Linked DNA regions of Homo sapiens: region 1 is linked to region 2. The links are chromatin loops, found by intact Hi-C in ENCODE. Cell type or tissue: pancreas. All regions are shown on one strand. Links, peaks and the distances in the headings refer to the core of each region. The heading gives the core; the rest is flanking DNA. Region 1 has its middle 12 kb from the start of MIR6719. Region 2 overlaps FCGBP (Fc gamma binding protein).

Evidence for each region. A loop is a pair of places that touch in the nucleus more often than their neighbours do. Peaks named below come from ENCODE experiments on the same cell type or tissue, not always from the same donor. Only the 100,000 strongest peaks of a DNase experiment are listed, where the experiment ranks them.
Region 1: a loop joins it to region 2, with 7 times the contacts of the local background. A loop is called at or near these places in 1 of 110 quality-filtered maps.

The regions. Positions count from the first base shown.
Region 1 is chr19:39,816,248-39,819,155 of GRCh38, reverse strand. No RefSeq gene overlaps it. Among named protein-coding and RNA genes, the nearest start is that of MIR6719, 12 kb to the left of the region's middle. In pancreas, for the core only: no CTCF peak of the experiment used is centred there; no DNase peak of the experiment used is centred there.
Region 2 is chr19:39,874,526-39,877,433 of GRCh38, reverse strand. FCGBP (Fc gamma binding protein) reads left to right here. Exons shown (of 36, transcript NM_003890.3): 29 at 160-776; 30 at 1,503-2,046. Among named protein-coding and RNA genes, the nearest start is that of FBL, 30 kb to the right of the region's middle. In pancreas, for the core only: no CTCF peak of the experiment used is centred there; a DNase peak (open chromatin) is centred at 1,848.

The DNA of each region.
Region 1 (2,908 bases), core at 150-2,649, 58 kb after region 2:
TGGGCTGGGAGTAGTTGGCATATTTATGGTATTAAAGCCCAGGATGGGATCACTAAGGGAGGGTGTATAGATGGAAGTGTGGGCTGAGAATGAGAGCAGGGAGGCCCGTGAGGAGGTTGCTGCAATAATCTAGGTGAGATGACAGTGGCCTGTACCAGGGCAGGGGCAGAATGAGTAGTCATTGGAGTCTGGGTGCATTTTGAAGGCAGAACTCACTGTGATTGGTTGTGGGTAGTGATGGAAAGAACCTGACAAGGGCTTCATGAGAACAGAATAGAAGCAGAAGTGAGACAGTGGTGTGACATTCCTCCTTTCCACTGGGCCCTGTGGTCTCTGCTTCTCTTTGCATTGGCTGCTTCCTGTTCTCAGGCAGCTGGGTTGGTCCTGGGTGGACTCTTGCCCCCACTCTATGTGATCTTCCAGCTCAGTTACCCGCAGCCCCTCAGTCTTCATTCCGAATTTCCCAGATAGGAATGGGATTTCCAGGGTCGGGTATCCAACCCTGCTCAACTCACTGGAGCTGGAGGGTTCCTATAGTGATGACTGTCTGCTCAGAAGGGCTGTGGACTGGGCAGGCCCCCCAAACATTCACAGTCACCATGTGTTTCTGACACTTGGTGTACAGGGCGGACATGTGGGTGGGCAGGTGTGGCAGGGGTTGGAGATGATTTGACCCTCTTTTGGCTGATGGGTGAGACAGACCATTTATATTGCCTCAGATGTGTCCTGGATTGAGCAAACAGGAAAGGGGATACCAGGAAGGTGGATCTGGCAGGCCTTGGGCTGTGAAGCGTTAAGGGTCAGTTGGGAGGATTCAGGCGCAGCTTCTGCCTGTTCATGGGTATTCCCAGAGGAGTCAGGGAGACACGCATTACTCTCAACTCAAGAGAGACACAGCAATGGCTGAGACACAGCAATGGCTGAGACAGCCTCCACCTTGCCCTCGCAAAGCTCACAGTCCAGTGGGGAAGACAACCCCAACGGCAGACAGTGACCAGGGCTGGGATGGGGAGGCAGAGGGGTTGGGGCCAGGATAGGGGAGCCACAGGGGGACTGTGGGAGCCAGAGGCAGCTCCTGACCCAGTCTGTGGTGTCAGGTGGGACTTCCTGGCGTGGGGAGCATGTAAGATGAGATCTGAAGGATGAGTCAAACAAAGCGTGCTTTGGAACTCCGCGGGGGACCACCTCGAGCCATATTGCAGAGGAGACTTAAAGTTTTGTGAACGTTTTAAAATTTAATAATTTTAGATTTACAGACAAGTTGCAAAGATGATACAGGGACTTCCCTATACCTACACCCAACTTCCACCTAGTGTTAGCATCTTACATAATTATTGTATATTTGTCAAAACTGAGAAATTAACATGGATTAATATTCTGTTAAACTCCAGACTTGAATCCTATTTCTCCTGTTTTTCCATTAATGTCCTTTTTCTGTTCCAGGATCCAATCCAGGATACCATGTTGCATTTGTTGGTCATTTCTCGTTGGCCTCCTCCAATCTGTGACAATTTCTCAGTCCTTCCTTGTTTTTCATGACCTTGACAGTTCTGAGGAGTACTGGTGAGATGTTTTTGTAGAATGGCCCTCAGTCTGAGGTTGTCTGACATTTTGCTCGTGGTTAGACTGGGATTTTAGGCTTTGGGAAGAATGCTCACTGAGGTGAGGTTAACCTGATCACTTCATGAAAGTGGTGTCTGCAGATTTCCCAACGATAATACCACTATTTTCCCTTTACTCATTTGTTAGAAGCAAGTCACTAAATCCAGCCCACACTCAGAGGAGAGCTAAGCCTGATTCCTGGAGGGAAATAGGGAGATACTTGGAGGCTGCACAAATATCCCATTTCTCCTTCAAGTTTACCCACACATTTTAGCATTCATCAGTGGACCCGGTCTGTAGCAGTTATTACCGTGATATTATAATGATGACTTTCTGTTTCCCTCATTTCTTTACATTTACTATTTAGAATTCCATATGGAAGATTTGTCCCTTCTATCATACTTCACTTATTTTATTTATACAATCATTAGTTTATTTCCGTGTGGACTCATGAATATTTATTAGTTGGGCATACCCCAACATTATTGTAATCAATTTTTTTTTTGCTCAAGTTGTTTTAGCCTTGGCCATCAGCGTTTATCTTTCAGGTTGGCTCCTGTGTTCTTTACTCTTTTTTTTTTCTCCAACACCTTCTTACTTTCTGGCACTGCAAGATATTCCAGGCTCATGTATTCTCCCTGCACCAGCCCTAGAATTAGCTCTTCCTCTAGAGTCACTGGTTCTTTTCATTGGAGAATGGTGTGTAAAAATAAGCATGAGTTCATACTGATACTCTGACACTAGTCTAGTACCAGAGGGTTCATTCTCACCATCCCCCCCTTGCTTTCTTTATAACTCCTTCCTCTGCCAGTGAGAAGCCTGGCTCAGTGGGCTCTTTTTGGTGCTCATCTTATTGGTCATCTTGGCAAAAATCGGCTGTGGTGACCCTGCCTGCCTTCTGTGAGCACACCCTCCCCTTAGTTTCTGTGAGTCTGCTATCCCCTGACATTTCCTCTACGTTTTGCTTCCTTGCGGGCTCCTCTGTTTTCACCAGTCTGTTAAATGTGGTGGGGCTATGTTCTCTCTTCTCACCTTGGGGCCACCTTACCCTCTTTCATGGTCTGTTTCCTATCTCTGTGCAGATGACACACTCTGTCCTTAGCCCTGACCTCTACTCTGAGCCCTAGACCTGGAGGATCCGGAGGCCTCATGGACAATCCCCCAATCCCAACTGGGCAATCCTTGGGCCCTTAACACTCACCATGTCCCAGATTCCAAACATGCTCTCTCAGCCTTTGTCTCAGGGGTGGCCCCTCCAGGCTCCAGGTTCTCAGAGGGAGCCATGGGCCTCATTCTGAATGCCTCC
Region 2 (2,908 bases), core at 320-2,819:
CCATTTCTTTCTCTGTGTCCTCTCTGTGTCTTGTTTTCTGTCTCTCCCTTTTTCTGTCTGCTCCCTAGTATCTCTGTCTCCTCCCACCCTGTCCTGGGACCCCACCCCTGACACCCTTCTCTCTATTTCTCTCCTTCCTGCTCCTTCGTCTGCCCACAGAGATCACCTGCCCAGAAAACAGCCACTATGAGGTCTGTGGCCCACCCTGCCCAGCCAGCTGTCCGTCCCCTGCACCCCTTACGACGCCAGCCGTATGTGAGGGCCCCTGTGTGGAGGGCTGCCAGTGCGACGCGGGTTTCGTGTTAAGTGCTGACCGCTGTGTTCCCCTCAACAACGGCTGCGGCTGCTGGGCCAATGGCACCTACCACGAGGCGGGCAGTGAGTTTTGGGCTGATGGCACCTGCTCCCAGTGGTGTCGCTGCGGGCCTGGGGGTGGCTCGCTGGTCTGCACACCTGCCAGCTGTGGGCTGGGTGAAGTGTGTGGCCTCCTGCCATCCGGCCAGCACGGCTGCCAGCCCGTCAGCACAGCTGAGTGCCAGGCGTGGGGTGACCCCCATTACGTCACTCTGGATGGGCACCGATTCGATTTCCAAGGCACCTGCGAGTACCTGCTGAGTGCACCCTGCCACGGACCACCCTTGGGGGCTGAGAACTTCACTGTCACTGTAGCCAATGAGCACCGGGGCAGCCAGGCTGTCAGCTACACCCGCAGTGTCACCCTGCAAATCTACAACCACAGCCTGACACTGAGTGCCCGCTGGCCCCGGAAGCTACAGGTGAGGAGGGCTGTGGGCCAGACAGGAGCAAGTGCCAGCTCTGGGGTTGCCTGAGATGGTAAGGGCTTCACCATTCCCCTGGGCCCCTTTCACAGCTTAGCTGGGGCATGATGGAAGGGTCAGAGTGTACGCCTAGGAGCCTGGTGGCTTGGCACAGCGGCTTCTTCCTCTCTGAGCCTAGTGTATTCCTCTGTAAACTGGTCTAAGAAAGTACCTGTTTTTGAGAAGGATGAGGAGTCAGTGACATGAGCCTATAGAGGCTCTTTGTTTTTTCTTTTCTGTTTTTCTTTCTTTCTTTCTTTTCTTAGCCTGACTCTGTTGCCCAGGCTGGAGTGCAGTGACAGGATTAGGGCTCACTGTAGCCTGGAACTGCTGGGCTCAATCCATCCTCCCGCCTTGGCCTCCGCCTCCCAAGTGGCTGGGACTAAAGGCGCAGGCCACCATGCTGGCTAATTTTTCATTTTTTTTGTAGAGATGGGGGTCTCACTATGTTGCCCAGGCGGGTCTGAACTTCTGACCTCAAGTGATCCTCCCATCTCGTCCTTCCAAAGTACTGGGATTGCAGGCTTTGCCACCAGGCCCGGCCTATAGATGCTCATTATTATTTTCAGAGGGGAGGTGACATGCTCTGGGTCCCACAGCTAGTAGGTGGTGGGGCCAGGATTCAAACCCGTGTTCTCTCCACTCACCGCGCCCCATCCCCCCGCCGCCATCCCCCGCCCGCAGGTCGACGGCGTGTTCGTGGCTCTGCCTTTCCAGCTGGACTCGCTCCTGCACGCACACCTGAGCGGCGCCGACGTGGTGGTGACCACAACCTCAGGGCTCTCGCTGGCTTTCGATGGGGACAGCTTCGTGCGCCTGCGCGTGCCGGCGGCGTACGCGGCCTCTCTCTGTGGCTTATGCGGGAACTACAACCAGGACCCCGCAGACGACCTCAAGGCTGTGGGCGGGAAGCCCGCTGGATGGCAGGTGGGCGGGGCCCAGGGCTGCGGGGAATGTGTGTCCAAGCCATGCCCGTCGCCGTGCACCCCAGAGCAGCAGGAGTCCTTCGGCGGCCCGGACGCCTGCGGCGTGATCTCCGCCACCGACGGCCCGCTGGCACCCTGCCACGGCCTTGTGCCGCCCGCGCAGTACTTCCAGGGCTGCTTGCTGGACGCCTGCCAAGTTCAGGGCCATCCTGGAGGCCTCTGTCCTGCAGTGGCTACCTACGTGGCAGCCTGTCAGGCCGCTGGGGCCCAGCTCGGCGAGTGGAGGCGGCCGGACTTCTGTCGTGAGTACTGCTCCATGCATGGTCCACATGGTTGGGTCTCTCCCTGCCCTTCCCAGGACTGTAGGACAGCAGCCCCTTCCTCCTCCATGGGGCTCAGGGGCCACTTTCCTTCCTCTGAGCTTGGTATCTCCTGTCACCAAACACCTTGGCACTCACACACTGAAATGCCCCAAGAAAGGTACTGCAGTGAGAGAGAGTTAGAAACACCTAGTCAGAGTGTGGGCGTGGTGGCTCACGCCTGTAATCCCAGCACTTTGGGAGGCCGAGGCAGGTGGATCACCTGAGGTCAGGAAGTTGAGACTAGCCCGGCCAACATGGTGAAATCCCTGTCCCTACTAAAAATACAAGATTTATCTGGGCGTGGTGGTGGGCACCTGTAATCCCAGCTAATCAGGAGGCTGAGGCACTTGAACCCAGGAGGCAGAGGTTGCAGTGAGCCATGATGTGACACTGCATTCCAGCCTGGGCAACAGAGTGAGACACCATCTCAAAAAAAAAAAAAGAAAGAAAGAAAAGAAACACCTAGTCAGAAACCTGGGGTCCAGGACACTGTTGAGGATTGGTGATCCATGCTCTCAGATATCCAAGGCATGTAGATTGGGATGGCTGACTCTGCCTCAGTCACACAGCAAGGTACCCCTGGTTAGGAAGACCTAGTGAGTTACAGCTGGTCAGAGGCCCTTGGTCTGTTGCACACACTGAAATACACCTAGTCACATAGAATAAGTCACATACCTTCAGTGGTATCTGCTCAGATTTTGTACTGAGACTAACTGGTTAGATACACTCAGATAGAATCAGGACTCTTACATAGCCCTGGGCAGATCCACACAGATGCATGGTTAGATAGTCCTAGGCGGTT